Regions from separate parts of the Homo sapiens genome. Here region 2 is linked to region 1. A link is a loop called in an ENCODE intact Hi-C map of the cell type or tissue named here. Cell type or tissue: CD4-positive, alpha-beta T cell. All regions are shown on one strand.

What was found. Peaks named below come from ENCODE experiments on the same cell type or tissue, not always from the same donor. Only the 100,000 strongest peaks of a DNase experiment are listed, where the experiment ranks them.
Region 2: a loop joins it to region 1, with 19 times the contacts of the local background. A loop is called at or near these places in 6 of 110 quality-filtered maps.

Annotation. Positions count from the first base shown.
Region 1 is chr3:12,963,291-12,971,290 of GRCh38, forward strand. The region is part of intron 1 of IQSEC1 (IQ motif and Sec7 domain ArfGEF 1); the gene reads right to left. Among named protein-coding and RNA genes, the nearest start is that of LINC02022, 82 kb to the left of the region's middle. RefSeq lists silencers at 4,164-4,213, 4,324-4,743 and an enhancer at 4,894-4,973. In CD4-positive, alpha-beta T cell, no CTCF peak of the experiment used is centred here; DNase peaks (open chromatin) are centred at 3,141, 3,472 and 4,571; H3K4me3 peaks cover 1,236 bases; H3K27ac peaks cover 202 bases.
Region 2 is chr3:12,806,119-12,814,118 of GRCh38, forward strand. CAND2 (cullin associated and neddylation dissociated 2 (putative)) reads left to right here. Exons shown (of 15, transcript NM_001162499.2): 3 at 1,188-1,342; 4 at 2,092-2,215; 5 at 3,941-4,206; 6 at 6,872-6,977; 7 at 7,128-7,270. Among named protein-coding and RNA genes, the nearest start is that of CAND2, 13 kb to the left of the region's middle. RefSeq lists silencers at 3,969-4,418, 7,764-7,944. In CD4-positive, alpha-beta T cell, CTCF peaks have their summits at 4,065 (motif pointing left) and 4,268; a DNase peak (open chromatin) is centred at 4,293; H3K4me3 peaks cover 1,038 bases.

The sequences.
Region 1 (8,000 bases):
GGGCATTTCCTCCAAGGAGCAGCGAAGCTGCAGGTACCTATGAACAAGGCAAAAAAGAAATTCAAGTCAGAGCAGCTGGGACCCCAAGAAGGAAGATTTCACAAAAAGCCACACAGGCTCTAGAAATCAGTCTTCAACCTCACAAACGAGCAAAAAAGAAAACTGTGAGGAATCATTTTAACTCAGCAACAATTTCACAAACGGGAAAAGGTGGTAATAATGATGATGGTGATAACAGCTACCATTTGTTGGGGATCTATCTGTATGCTTTGGTCACCAGGCAAAGCTGCACATCCCCCACCCCCTCCCCAGGGGTTTCTTTTGGCTCCATTTCATGGATGAGAAAATCAAGACTCAGAGATGGAAGGCAACATATCTGAGGCCACACAGCCAGGAAGAGGTGGAGTCAGGGTTTTGTGTGATCCCCAAGTCCTGTGCTCTGTGATGTACCATTTCACACTACTAACCTCAGTGCTTCTACATCTAGCCCAGGGCCTGGTACAAAGTTGGTGCTCAGTAAATGTTTGTTGTGTGCATAAAGGAACACAGGAAAGTGAAAAGCTGCGTGTCCCCTGGGTCATACACATCTCTCCAGAGAACAACGCACTCCTCCAAGCCCAAGACAGCATGTGTGCACTTGTTAACACCTGCATTTATGGATGCTTTCATTCACTGACAACTGGCTATGTCCGCCATGAGGCCAGGCGCTATGCTAGGCAGGCATCGGGGTACTAGCCACAGGGCCAGGACTTGGAGGGACACTTGCCCAATTCAGGGTACAGCCATGGCAGCCAGGATAGTGGCAGGTCCAGGTGGCATCATGCCATACTTCAACCATAAATGCCATCAATTTCCTCTCTGCAGCAGCTCATGCAGTGGGAGCAGCCAGATTCTCTAAGGCCATGCCAATTAATTCTTCAAGAGCCTTAATGGCCTCTAAACTCATTACAATTTGCTTTTGAGGACAAACAATAAATCACATTCAACAGCATTTGAGCATACTCCCCCTACACACACACACACACACACACACACATGCTTCCATGGGAGATCTCTCCCAAGGCCTCCGGTGGTGTTTGAGCCCATCTGGGCTGTGCATCATCTTGCCCCTGTGCTTACTGGGCGGATATTCCACATGTCATCATAATTCAAAGGAAATTTACAAAACAGGAAGCAAGAAAATCCAGCGGGTCATTGGTGCCTGGGAAGAGCAGAGTGCTGACCTGGACAAACATGGCATTTGACTGGAGTCCCGAGGATGGCCAGCTGTGCAGTGGCCTTCAGACATCCACATTCTCAGAGCACTCCATGAAGCAGTGTTATCATTCCCTTTCACAGAAGGGGAAACAGGCTTGGAGGGGTGTGGTAACTTGCATACACTCACGAAACTGAGCTGGGACTTGAAACAAAATCTGTTTGCCTCCCCAGGCCCTTCTTTCCTTAAGTCTCAAGCTGCCCTGGATTCCAGATTATCCTGGTAAACCAAGATTCCACAGTATGCAGAGTCCAGACAGATAAAACCGTATGCACACACAGATGCACACACATGCACACACACATATACTGAGCTCCTGCAGCCCTGGGTACCCTGTCCAATACTGTCCAGAAACATCTATTTGCCCAGTTGTCACACTGTTTGACTATGCAGCTGTCAGTCCTGTCCATGTTTTTGAACTGAAGCTGTGTAAATATTAGCGCAACCAGTTCATAGTCCGACTTCCTTGAGTGAAAGCCTGAAAATCCTAGCAGGGCTAGCCAGGGCCTCCAGAGGCCTCCATCACAACATTGGGGTTCTCCTGTAGGCTCCCCATGTGATATTCTGGCCCAGTCTCTGGGTTCTCTTAGTGTGTGTACCCTTAAAAAAACGAGGATAAGAAGAGTCCTGTGTTTCACAAGGCTCAAACAGCAAAGTGCCACACACGCTCTTGGAAAGAAGCCTGTTATTTGTAGAGTGGTGCATGGTGGCATGGCTGGACTTGGGAGTGGTTATCTTGGGCCCGTTACAGACTAAGGGGGGTCCCCTGAGGTTTCTGGACCGTGCTGCATCCCATCCGGGTTTAGAGAGGGGGAGACGGCCAGCTTAAAGGGCTCTGGCCCCTGGGAGCCAGCCCAAGGAGCATCTAGCTCTGCCTCCACAGGCCAAGGACTGGGTTGATTTCCTCTACCCCTCCCCCAAGCTTCCCATGGAACCACATACCAGGTGCTCCAGAGCAAATGGGATCCACCTGCTCTGAGGCTGATGCGTGAACTATGGGCTACACCTGAGCGAGGCTTCTCAACCTCCAAGACCTCTGCCTCATGTTCTGAGACTGGGGGAGCAGCTGTTCATCACCAACCCAGACCACAGAAGGATCCAAGCAGGCTTCCCTGAAGCTGGAAGATTGAGATGAGATGCCCGGAGGGACTTCTAATGAGAAGGGATGTGGGACTGAGAAGTATGCAAGAGAGGTGGCCTGGACATGTCAACTGGAATGGTCCTAATGGAGGGGCAGAAACCCCTCCCCAGTTACTTTCAGCTCAGAGGGAGGCGGGAGGTGCAGCCAGGAGAGCACGCTAATGGTTTCTTGTTCCCCACTAGACTGCTGGTTCCATGAGGACAAAGACTCCATGTTTTGTTCACTGCTGTGTCTCTGGTGCCTAGAGCAGGGACTGGTACATAGCAGGCACTCAATAAACCACAGAGCTTTAGTACTGACAAGACTGAATGCTCAGCCTCGATTTGCTCTCCTGCAATATGAGGATGCTGGTACCACAAGGGTAAGAAGCAATTGTAATACCAGGTGGGACAGCTGATGGACTATGAGGGCCGCGGGTGTGTGTGGGATATGAATAACATGACCCCCATGTCCAGACTGCTGCCACTGATTCCAGACAGATGGTCTTGCAGCTGCAGCATGCCTGGCCTCCACCCCAGATGCAAGGAGCAATGGGGTCCTTGAGAAGCCCCCCAACCCCACTTGGAGGCTCAGGCTCAGCGCTCCAGGCCTCTGGGGTGAGGAAGGGGCAGAGGGAGACATATGCATGTTCTCAGTGCAACTGCTGGACATGCGCTGCACAATTTTTGAACTGAAAGATCAAACAGCTCCAGGTGGGCTTCCTCCAGAGGGGGCCTGACATAAGCCAAGTCAGCTTGTCAACAAATCCCCTTAGCCCCACCCCCCTGCTCCTCAGAAGGGCCTGCAGATAGCTCAGGGGGCAGCTGTGCTGGCCATCGCAGAGAGGAAATCAATATTCCCAGCACATACACACACACTCCCTTTCTCCCTTTCTCTCCATAAACACGGGCCCTTGGAAGCTCAGACAGCCGCCCACAGGCCCCTAAGTAGAAAAGGGTTGGCCCCTCTGACACACCAGACTCCATCCCTGACCACACCAGGTGCACACGCATCACCACACAAAGCCCCTCACATCCACACTCTGCCACAAACAGCAGCCACACACCCCAGTGCACCCCCAAGTGGCCCTGCCAGGGGCAGAGTACCCGACAGAAGCTGCTGACACACCTGGGACGCCTGTTTGTTCAGGGTCATCCACCCTCACACACACTTGGGGTCTTGCAGACAGGACAGACACATCAATCCAGACATAGGCCCAATGTCTGGAATAGACAGGCCTGCAAGAGGCCTTCCTGGCAGCTCCGGCCCTGCCTGCAGTTGGAAACAGGCACAGACCCGCTGGGCACCCTCCCACCAACTCTCCGCTCTCCCTCCTGCCCCTCACCTCACACCCACACCGAGTCCCACTGTTTCCCTCTCAAGCCCCCAAACTCAAACTCACCCCCACACCAACTTGCACTCCAACAGGCCCTCGATCACACACACACACTCCCATCCTGAGACCCTCCCAGGGCACACACAGCGCTCCTGTCCCAAGGGCGCGTCTCTCTCTCCCACGCACAAACTCGGGTCCTGTTTGCTCTTCTCTCACCCAAACCCACAGTCTGGCGGACGCACCCCGCCCCGCAGGCAGCTTTCTCTCGCACGCCGGGCGCCCGGTCCCGACGGTCACCCGCACTCCCGCACAGGCATCCCCACAGCCTGCGCCAGCCCACCGCTCAGCACCCGGGAAGGCCGCTCGCCCCGCGCCGCGCCCTCACCCGCTGTCAAGCTCTAGCTCCAGAAGGGACTGGGTCCTCTCCGAGTTGCAGTGCAGGCACCACATGGCGGCCGCAGTGGGAGCGGGCCGGGCCGGGAGCCGGGACCCAGGCCCAGCAGAGGCCGCCGACTCCCGCCAGCGAGCCGCCGGATCCCGGGGCCGACACCCGGCCACCCGGAGACCCGACCACCCGCCACGCGATCACGTCGGGGCTCCTGGTCCAGCGTCCGCCGGCTCCCGCGGCTCCGGCCCCAAGTCCGAGCCCCAGGCCAGCCAAGCCCGCCCCTCCGCCGCCGCCCGCTTGGCGCAGCGCGAGGCCGGGCCGGAGGAATGTGGCCCTGAAGTGGGCGGGGCAGGGCGGGGGCGGGGCCGGAGGGCGAGCTGGGGGCGGGGCCGGAGGGCGAGCTGGGGGCGGGGCTGCGCGCGGGGGCGAGACTGCACGGAGCGTGTGGGGAAGAGAGCACAGGAGGCGTGGCCACACGGCGCCGCGGAAGAAGCACAGGGGGCGGGGGGTCAGGGGCGGGGCGTCAGGGGCGGGGCTACGCGCAGGGGCGGGGCCGAGCCGAGGCGCGGGGTGCAGAGCGCAAGGGCGGAGTCCCAGACACTGCATCCAGGTCCCAGCGCGCGAAGCCTCTGTTCTGGAAGGAGGACTTTGCGCAGCCCCTCCAACACTGGCGCCTCCCGGGAGCCATGTCTTCCTCTCCAGCGTGTAACCACAACAAATGCACAGCGCCAAACCCCCAACCAGAGCCTACTCCGCTGATGCCTACTCAACATCTGCCTATCCCGATTTTGCCTTCAGTTTATAAAACCTGGCCTTTGCCTGCCTGGACCGAACCGTGTGGTTCTGGGGCTCTGATGCGCCCCAGAGAAGGGAATGGGCCCTATCCTGAGGTTGGTACCACCCTTTTGGCGGCTTTTTGGGGGAAGATCTAATGGAAAGTTGCTTCTTTCTCCCTAAGCCCACCCAGCCCCCTACCCTTTCTCCACCCAGAGACACCCTTCAAGCACCTATGACAAGCTTAAAGTAATACTAATTAGCACTTTAGAGTTCTTTAGTGATAGTTGGCCTTCAAGGCAACATTGTGAAGTAGGTGGAGTTACCCCTGGCCTCATTTTACCAATGAGTAAACTGAGGCTCAGCTTAACTGGGCCAACTAAGAGACGGCTTCCCTCACTCTTTCCTCCTCTCCCAGGCTCTTCCTACTATGAGCGCTCATGGCTTGCAGTCCTCCATTTGTATGTTTACTTGTTTATTATCTGTCCTTGGGCTCCATGAAGGCAGATACAGTGCCCAGCGCCCACACCTGTGGAATGCCTAGACGTGGTTGGGAGACAGCAAGCAGATATGGAACAATCAAAACCCCACCTGTCCTGGGCCACCCACCTACAAGTCCATCTCCTGGAGGGCCAGGCAGCTGGCAGGCCTACGGGAGTCAGGAAGCTGCAAGAAGCCATCAAGGCAGGGGCATTGTCTTGTGCCCTTCTGAATCTTTCATTTGGAGGGGGACAGTGAAGGAAGGGGGCTGAGGTGGCCCAGCTTGCAGCAGAGGAGGGCAGCCCCTAAAGCCAGTTTAGAGCACCTGGGTTCCCAGGCAAGAAGCTGAGCAGGAGCCCAGTGCCCCTTATGCCAGTTTAGAGCACCTGGGTTCCGAGGCAAGAGGCTGAGCAGGAACCCAGTGCCCCTTCACTGCCCATCTCCACATTCCTCTTCTCAGCTTCCCATGTTTTCTTTGCTCTGTTAAAAATAAATGAAGACACAGAATGGGGGGAAATATTTGCAAATCATGTATCTAGTAAGGGTCTAGTGTCCATAGTACATAAAGAACGCTCACAATTCAAAAATAATAAGGCAAATAACCCAATTTAAAAACAGGCAAGGTATCTGAGTAGATTTTTCTCCAAAGACAATCTACAAGTGGCCAATAAGCCCATGAAAAGATGCTCTCAACCTCACTAATCTTTAGGGAACTGTAAATCAAGACCGCAATACCACCTCACACTCACAAGGAAGGCCATAATAAAAAAGATGGACAAAAGTACCTATACATAGAGGGTTCTGGAAGGAGAAGAACACTAGGCTGCACTGCTCAAAGACCACAGCCACATCTGGCATCTGTCATGGTTAGGGTAGGGGTAGGAAGCTGGGAGAGGATAGGGTACACATGACCCAGTTGATGGCAGAGGCAGCAGAAAACTCCCACCCCTGTCTGAAGTGCTCTCTAAAAATAGACTGCAATAAATGGAGCCAAAATAATTCCCCCAGCCCAGCTGCTGGAGCACTCTGGGCACGGTCTTTGACAGCCTCACCATCCGGATTGTCCAAGAATTTCAGGCACTTCTCCAGGCCCAGGGCCCTGCCGCCCAGCAGGATGGTCTTGGCGACATTGTCTCGGCTGGGATTTAGAAGGGGATTGAATTTCGCTGTTAGCATTTGGAATACCAGATGATGGACACTCTGGAAACCAAATGCATCTTGATTCTCTTGTTTTATCTTTCTGCAAAGTGTGCCTCTTGCTCCTGCTCCGCTAACTGCCTTGCAGATTAATAATTTAGGGAACTGTGAGCAGAAGCAAGAAAAGTTCCAGCCTAGAGAGGCAGAGAAGGCCAATTTTTCTGCAGAAATGACCAGACTGGTCAGAATCCTTGCATGCACCATTCAGGCAAATTGCTTAGTTTTCTGAGTCTCAGTTTCTGCAACTGTAAAGAGTGGCTTAGCAGCCACCTCTACCCCAGCTAATTCACCTTGCTGTTTAATTTAATTTAGCAAGCATTAATTAGTACTTACTCTGAGGCCTCAGTGGGGAAACACTGCTGTGACAAGTATTCCCCAGTATGGTGTCGTGACAGTGGAGGAAAGAGCTTGTAATTCTGCCCCAGGAGAGGCTCTAATGGGGGGACATTTTGGGTTGGACCTTGAGGGATGAGGAGGGCCCCATGTATGGGGTCACAGGATGTAAAAAGTCATGGAGACGTTTAGTTCCACTGTATCACCCCATGTTTTAGTCCTGAGCTGCTTGCCTTGGCCCATTTCACATGCTACAACCCGACTTTATCTCTATCCTCCCCAGCTTCTGATAGCCTCCAGTCTTTCCACAGCCTCCCTGCTTTCCTCCAGCCAGATGTGTGGCACTCTCCCAAAGCCCAGCCTTTGCAGCCCCTCTCTCCAAGCTGTCAGGATCAAGCCCAGCCTCCCTGCACAGCCAGCCTCGTGGCCTGGTTCATCTCTCCATCCCTTACCTCTCCTCCTGCCCACTCTATGCCTGCCACACCTCCAGCAACACTAAGCTTCTTTCAGTTCCCCACACTCCCCACTGTGCCTGGCTCACAGCTAGGACCTTGGTTTTCAGCTTCCTATGTCACTGCTCCCAGAAAGACACCCATGACCAGCGCCTAGTCCAAGTCAGAAACTCCTTTTACATGGCATCAGGTTACTCTGCACCTGCTTGCTTATACCAGTGAGCTGTATTCCAACTGCCAGGGCTGGTTCTATGTCCTTCCCTGCAGCAGCCCCTGTGCCGACAGTGGAGCCTGGTGCACAGAAGGTCTTCGACAGCTGAATACGCCAAAGGTTGGTAAACTATGGCCTGAGAGCCAAGTCCAGCCTGCTGCCTGTTTTTTTAAAATAAAGGTTTATTGGAACAGAGCCACGCTCATCCACTTATGTATTGTCAATGGCTTCTTCCATGCTATGATGATGAAGTTAAACAGTTACAACAGACACATGACCTGCAAAACATACAATATTAATGCGCACATGCAGCCCTTCTCTGAAATAAATGAAGCTCTCCTGAGGCAGTCTTACATTGGCTCCAACTACCCTGGCAAACCCCCTGCGTGTTCAGCCAGACACCCCATGCAAGAGCAGAATCCAAACATGGGGGAAGACAGTGACTGAAATGATA
Region 2 (8,000 bases), 160 kb before region 1:
GCCAGCAGTTCAAGACCAGCCTGGGCAACATAGCGAGACACTGAAAAAAGAAATTAGCCAAGCATGGTGGCTTGAATATGTAATCTCATCTGTGTAGGAGGATCGCTTGAGCCCAGGAGTTTGAGGCTGCAGTGGGCTATGATCACGCCACTGTATTCCAGCCTGGGCAACAGAGCGAGACCTCATCTCAATAAAAATCAAGAAAAAAGAAAACCATTGTGCATTGCAGTCACCTGAAGCTCTTGTTGAAACCCTGTATTCCCTGCCCAGGGATTCAGATTCAGGGGATGGAGCAGGAAGGGAGCTGGGGCAGAGGATGAGACTATAGCACCCTGGAATCTGCATTCTGATGCACACCAATGTCTGAGAACCACTCAGGTAGGGCAGAGGTTGTCAGCCTCGACTGCATGTTAGAATCACCTGGGGAATTTTAAAAGCCCTCCCCCAACCCCCTCCAGGCCACATCTGAAACCAATTAACTGAGACTCTCTGAGGGCAGTGCCCAGGTAGGCATTTTTTAGAGGCCCAGGTGATGGCAACTAAGGCCAAGAACGAGGGCGTCTAGTGCCGCTGTTTTTACACTTTCCTGTGCATTGGAATCACCTGGGGACCTTGTGGCGCTACAGATCCTGGCTCAGTAGATCTAGGGTAGGGTAAGGCCTGAGATTCCACATCCTGAACAAGCTCCCGAGTGGCATTGCCAATGCTAACTCACCACCAAACTTTGAGAAGCAAGCCTCTAAGGCAGAGGTTCTCCAAGTGTGCTCCCTGGACCACCTACAGTATCAGCCTCAACTGGGAGCTTGCTAGAAATGCACACTATCAGGCCACACCTAGATATAGCCCTCCTGACTCTGAAACTCTGGAGGTGGGGCCCAGCCATCTGTTTAAACAAGCCCGCCAGGGGATTCAGATGCACCCTCAAGTTTGAGAACCCTTGTTCTGGAGCACTATTTGGCCATTTCCTGAGACGTAAAACACAAGAAGAAATGTAGGTTTGGGAGGTCCCAGGAACGATGTTGGCATAGCCAGAGAGTATCTCTTTCTGGCCAAACAGGGGCTCCCCTGATGATCTGAGGCCTTTTCCTCAGCACGTGTGGCCGCAGGAGCATGAGGGGACATAAAGGGGCAGCCTGACTCAGGCTGAACCTTGTGCCCTTGGATTCACCTTCCCACTCCCTGCTCAGCCTGGGTCCTCTGGTGGTCAAAGTGAAGGAGTACCAGGTGGAGACCATTGTGGACACCCTGTGCACCAACATGCGGTCAGACAAGGAGCAGCTGCGAGACATTGCCGGCATTGGCCTCAAGACCGTCCTCTCGGAGCTCCCTCCTGCAGCCACAGGTACCCAGGTCCCCAGGACTAGGTACTGTTAGTATTTGTCCTAGTTTATGGTAAAAAAACAAACGAAAAAACAAAAAAAAAACACTGAGGCTCAGAGAGTTGAAGAGACATACCTGAGGTCACTCAGCTAGTAAGCAGGGCAGAGAATTCAGGCCCAGCTCAGTTTAAGTTCATGGTTCTGTGTCAGGAATGCTTTTAGCTCAAGTGATGAAATCTAACTAACGGCAGTTTAAAGAAATCAGGGGTGGTTTTTCCTCACATGGCAATCCTGGAGGAATCAGCCACTCCATTTTTGTAGCAGTTCATTTAGTGGCTCAATGTTGACAGGGTTCCAGTCTTGCCCCATGTCCCCTCCCTTTATAGGGAAAGCACACGTTTTCCCAGAAACCCCCAGAGGACTTCCACTTATATCTCACTGGCAAGAGCTGGATCACCCAGCCACTCCCAGCAGCAAGGGAGGCAGGAAAGGAAGTGTTTAACTTTCCCTGCCTCCCTAGTGGAATGGGGAAAGGAAGAAGGGCTTGGGTGTGTGTAAGTCACCCAGAAGCTCGGCCATCAGCTCTGCAGCTCCCCTAGCTGTCTCCTTGACTTTGGCCAGACTCTGGGTCAAACCTGGGACCTCTGGAGCCCTGGTAAGATTCCCGGGGATGTGGGCTCAGGAACACAGCCAGAGCAGAGGCAGACTAGTGGTGGAGGCTGCCTTTCCCCCAGGCCAGGGCCTCACTGTGCCCACCTTGTGCCCTGTGCAGGCTCCGGGCTGGCCACCAACGTGTGCCGGAAGATCACAGGCCAGCTCACCAGTGCCATTGCCCAGCAGGAGGATGTGGCTGTGCAGCTGGAAGCCCTGGACATCCTCTCTGACATGCTGAGCAGGTGTGGGAGGCCATCCTGGGTATTGAGGAAGAGTGGGTAAAAGGGGACAGGGAGGGACTCAAATCACAGAGCTAGCACCTACTGCACACCAGGCCCTGTGCTTGGGGCTCCTTAATCATCCCAGCAGCCTCGTAAAGGAGAACTCAATTGTCACAATTTTACAGGCTCTGAGAGATGATGCGGTCAGTAAAACCTCCCATGACTTGAACACCTGCTCTGGCCAGAAAAATGTCAGGTGCTGGCCTAGTGTTGGGAACATGGGGTTAGATCAGTCTTGGTTGTTCTAGGGAGGAGTTCACAGACATGTATAAAACTGTGAATGGAGTAAGCACAACAGTAAGGATAAGAGCAGGGCTGATAGGAGCTCAGAGGAGCCCCCAGTCCAGCTGGGAGTGAGGAGCCTTCTAAAAGAGAGTGCTGCTAGAGCTGAGCCTTCGAGGAGGGGCAGGACTTAGCTGAGTTTGGGCAGGTATAAAGAGGATGCTGGAGGGGAGACTGTCCCCAGTCCAGAAGGCAGAGACAGGGGAAGACTTGGGGTCCCAGAGTCTGCCAGGGGTCGTGGGGCAGGCTGTAATGTGGAGAGGTGGGTATGCAGAGCTGAGGTGCAGGGCTGGCCAGGAGCCATGGGGCAGGGGTGAGTATTTGTGTGTTCTACCCTGATCTTTCTCTCTGCAGTGGAGAGTAGGTGGGAGGGGATTGAACAGGCAGGGGACTGGTTAAGAGGCTGCTATAGGGAAAGCAATTCGGGTTGTATTCAGGAGGGGGACTCCACAGGACTTGGAGTGGGCAGGGGAGGCAGGGACTGGAGGCTGACCCCTAGGGTTCTGCCTTTAGTAACTGGCGGGGGCAGACAGAGGTGCTGTGATGGGGTGCACTCCGGGAGCCAGCAGCAGGTGTGTGGGGAGGAAGGTGATGGATTCAAGCTGGGGCATGTTGAACTTGAGGCTCCTGGGAGGCACTCACTCAACCACACACTCCATGAGGGCAGCTCCCAGGATCAGTCTGTCTTGTTCACCCTGGCTTCCAGCACAGTCCCTGTCACTTAGCAGGTGAACAGGCAAACAAATGAAACCTAGGAGAGGGGGTTGGGTAGGACATAGAAATAAGGGAGGGTAAGGTCAGCGTGTTTCTGTAAAGTGAGAAAGAAAAGGTCTCAAGATGTTTACAGGACAGAAAATGCACGGGCCTCGTTTGAAGGTGTGGATAGAAGCTGCTGAGGCAGGCAGGAGCTGTGCTGTGTGCGCAGAAACCATTGTCTGGTGTTGCCTCTTGTCTTGAGCCCAGAGCTCAGCATCTCCAAAGGCACTAGGGAGCCATGGAAGGAGTTAAGCAGAGGAGTGACCAGGTGAGAAGTAGACTTTATACTGCTCTGGTCTCAGCGAGGAGGATGGACAGAAGGGGATGGTATTGAGGCAAGGCCTAGACTTCCAAGAAATAGGGACAGCCTTACTAGATCCTCTATGCTTTCCCCTATCAGGTCTTTCTCCCTAGGCTGGGAGCCAGGCTTTGCACTGCTGAGAAGTCCCTTTCTCTCTCCGCTTTCTCTCATGTAACAAAAGTAATTAAAATAATTCCTCCTCACAGTTGCAGGGCACCTCTTTTGCAAGGGCCATTGAGTTGCCATAATCCTGGGAAGGAGGCCGGGAGAGAATGGGGAGAGGGGCGGAGCCTGGCCCAGGTTGCCCGCGGAGTGCGATCGGCCTGATGCCCCCTCGTGCTCCCCAGGCTGGGTGTCCCGCTGGGCGCCTTCCACGCCAGCCTCCTGCACTGTCTGCTGCCACAGCTGAGCAGCCCGCGCCTGGCGGTGCGCAAGCGGGCGGTCGGAGCGCTTGGCCACCTGGCGGCCGCCTGCAGCACCGACCTCTTCGTCGAGCTCGCTGACCACCTACTGGACCGGCTGCCCGGCCCGCGGGTGCCCACCAGCCCGACTGCCATCCGCACCCTGATCCAATGTTTGGGCAGCGTCGGCCGCCAGGCCGGCCACCGCCTCGGTAAGGGGGCAGGGGGCGGGGCCTGGGCTGGCATGGTGGGCGGAGCTTAGGGTGAGCCAATGACTCGGTAAAGGGGCGGAGCTTGGGCCGCAGTGCAGCCAGGGCCTAAGGGTGGGCCGTCTGCCTTGGTAGGGAGGATGGGGCGGGGCCTGGGCTGATGTGGTGGGTGGGGCCTGGGGCGGGCGGCTGAAGCCCCTGAAACGCAGAGGTTGGGGCCGGATAGGGCTTGAGAGGCGCAGGGCGGGCCCTGAGCTCGACAAACCCCCAGGCCTGAGCCCCTGCTGAGTGCAGACGGTTCAGAGAAGGGGGTTGGTTCAATCACTTATGAGACGTGGAGGCTGGCTGGTAATTACAATTTTAAGTCATGCCACTAAACTGTTAGACTATGTTCTCTTCTCCCAGTTTGACAAAGATATCTTAGTAACAGCCCATGAGCCAAGTTTGAATTTTTAAGAAACAATTTAATGTGCATACAATAAACCGCACTATTTAAAGTGTGCAATTCAGTGTGTTTTGACCTTTGTGTATATCCGTGAAACCTTTCCATCACCCCCAAAAGCTTCCTTGTGTCCGTTTGCAGTCCAGCTCTCTGCCTTGTCCAGGAAGCCACTGATCTGCTTTCTGTCACTATAGATTAGTTTTTTAGAAATGGAAAGCTGCAATCAGGTTTGAATGTATCCTCAGACACCTTGGAGTTCTGACTATACCAAGACAGTTTGGATAGAACTGGCATATGGTCAGCCCCTCCCAACCCCTGGCTCTCTCACTGCAAGGGGCCTTGCAGGCACACGGCGGGGGGTGGGGGGGGGAACCCCAGCTGACATGGCCACACCCTGTCCCATTTCTCCCAAACAGCAGCCAGCCCTCAGCCATCCTTGGTTGCATGGACCTAGGAAAGAGGCCTGCGCAGGCTCGGACAAGGGGTCAGGATCCATTGGGCAGGAAACTCGGGTCCCCAGATACCCAGACAGAATGGAGTCTAGGAGTGTTGGGGGTCTCTAGGTCAGCATGTCTCTTCTTATGCTGTAGGGAAGGGTATGGCTGGAGAAGGGCTTGAGTGGAGTGCTCTAAAGCCTGGAGACCAGGCAGGAACCCCTCTTGCCTGGTCTATTAGGGCAGTACCTGCCTCCCTTTCTCCTATCCAAGGACTTAAACCTAGTGAAGGAAATTAGGCCAGGACATGAATAATGGTTTTGATAACAGATGCTATTTATCGAGTGCCTGCTCGTGTAGAACCTGGACTAAGCTTTTTTATTTATTTTTTTGAGACGGAGTCTCGCTCTGTTGCCCAGGCTGGAGTGCAATGGTGCAGTCTCGGCTCACCGCAACCTCCGCCTCCCGGATTCAAGTGATTCTCCTGTCTCAGCCTCCTGAGTAGCTGGCACTACAGGCGCACGCTACCATACCCAGCTAATTTTTGTATTTTTAGTAGAGACGGGGTTTAACTATGTTGGTTGGCCAGGTTGGTCTTGAACCCCTGACCTTGTGATCCCATGATCTGCCCGCCTCGGCCTCCCAAAGTGCTGGGATTACAGGGGTGAGCCACTGCACCCAACCTTGGACTAAGCTTTTTTAACTTCTTTTTTTTTTTTCTTTTTGAGACTGAGTCTCGTGTCTTGCTCTGTTTCCCAGGCTGGAGTGTAGTGGCACGATCTCTGCTCACTGTAACCTCCACCTCCCAGGTTCAAGCAATTCTGCCTCAGCCTCCCAAGTAGCTGGGATTACAGGGGCGCACTGCCACGTGCAGCTAATTTTTGTATTTTTAGTAGAGATGGAGTTTCACCATGTTGGCCAAGCTGGTCTCGAACTCCTGACCTCAGATGATCCATCTGCCTTGGCCTCCCAAAGTGCTGGGATTACAGGTGTGAGCCACCATGCCCGGCCTAAGCTGTTTATCTTTTTTTTTTTTTTTTTTTGGAGATAGAATCTCGCTCTGTCCCCCAGGCTGGAGTACGGTGACGCTATCTTGTCTCACTGCAACCTCCACCTCCCAGGTTCAAGCAATTCTCCTGCCTCAGCCTCCTGAATAGCTGGGACTACAGGTGTGTGCCACCGTGCCCGGCTAATTTTTTTTTTTTTTTTTTTTTTTTTGAGACGGAGTCTCGCTCTGTCGCCCAGGCCAGACTGCGGACTGCAGTGGCGCAATCTCGGCTCACTGCAAGCTCCGCTTCCCGGGTTCACGCCATTCTCCTGCCTCAGCCTCCTGAGTAGCTGGGACTACAGGCGCCCGCCACCGCGCCCGGCTAATTTTTTGTATTTTTAGTAGAGACGGGGTTTCACCTTGTTAGCCAGGATAGTCTCGATCTCCTGACCTCATGATCCACCCGCCTCGGCCTCCCATAGTGCTGGGATTACAGGCGCGCCTGGCCTAAGCTATTTATCATTATATAATTTATCTTCACAAAATCTCTGCCCAGGAGGCACTGTTATCCTTGTTGTGAAGATTAGCTGACTAAGGTCAAAGAAATGTTGTGACCTGCCCAAGGTCCCATAGCAGTTGGGTGGCAGAGTCAGGGCTAGAACCCACATTTGCTTGACTATGAAACCTCTGAGTTGAATCTACAGTGGTCAGGGCTGCAGGTGCATAGACAGTCTGAGTGCTGTGGGCTGGGGGAACTCCGGGAGAGTGTCTGGCTTGGGTTCAGTGATCCACCTGGCCCTGCAGGGGCTCACCTGGACCGCCTGGTGCCCCTGGTGGAGGATTTCTGCAACCTGGATGATGATGAGCTCCGGGAGTCCTGCCTCCAGGCTTTTGAGGCCTTCTTGAGGAAGTATGTATGGTGGGGTTGCCTGGGGATCCCTTTGGGAAGTTGGTGGGGATGCTGGCCCAAAGCAGTAAAATTTCAGGACTCCCATTGGGCCCTGTCCCCCACTCCTGTCCTGGCTGGATCCAGCAAAGCATTCCTCATCCTGCCCCACAGGTGCCCCAAGGAAATGGGTCCTCACGTGCCCAACGTGACCAGCCTCTGCCTCCAATACATAAAACACGACCCCAACTACAACTACGACAGTGATGAGGATGAGGAGCAGATGGAGACAGAGGATAGTGAATTCAGTGAGCAAGGTTGGTGGACAGCCCATCATTGGGGTTGGAGGGTGGAGGTGAACACAGCCTTCCTGGGATCCCCCAACCAAAGACAGCGGTCACATTTGGTGCCCCTGTCCTGATGCCAGCTCTTTCTCAAGCTCCAGTCCCACCCGCTGTGACTGCACAGACCACAGTAATGATAGTAGTCATTGCTGTCATTTATTGAGCATCTACTAGTTGTGTTCCTCACAATAACCCTAAAAAAACAGAAATTATTACCCACGTGTTTCAGACAAGGACACATACTGAGAAGAGAGTGGCCTGAGATAACACAACTAGGAATTGGCATAGCTGGGCCTTAGAGCCAGGTCTGTCAGGCTCCCCCACCTCTGCACTGCCACCGTGTACCCTTTTATGAATGGCTTTCAGGAGATAATGTCTTTAACCCAGCAGAGGAAAGCTCTGATGGTGGAATGGCAGGCACTGGCAGGGGAGCAAGATGTCTCAATGGGGGTGGACTTGATAGCTTCTTTCCTCCTATGCCTGTGGTCCTGTCTGTCATTCAGACAGATTTCCAGGGCAGAGATGCCCCTAGGCCTGAAGGCAGGGCATCGATGGAGACGATGGATTTAGAGCCTGATGGGGTACTTGGAACAAGATGGGATGGTAAATGAGATTGGACAGGCATGCGGGGGCCTTGAATGCCAAGCCAGGGAGGTGGGACACTTGTCAGTAATAGAGAGCTAAGGATGTGTGTTCGTGGGTG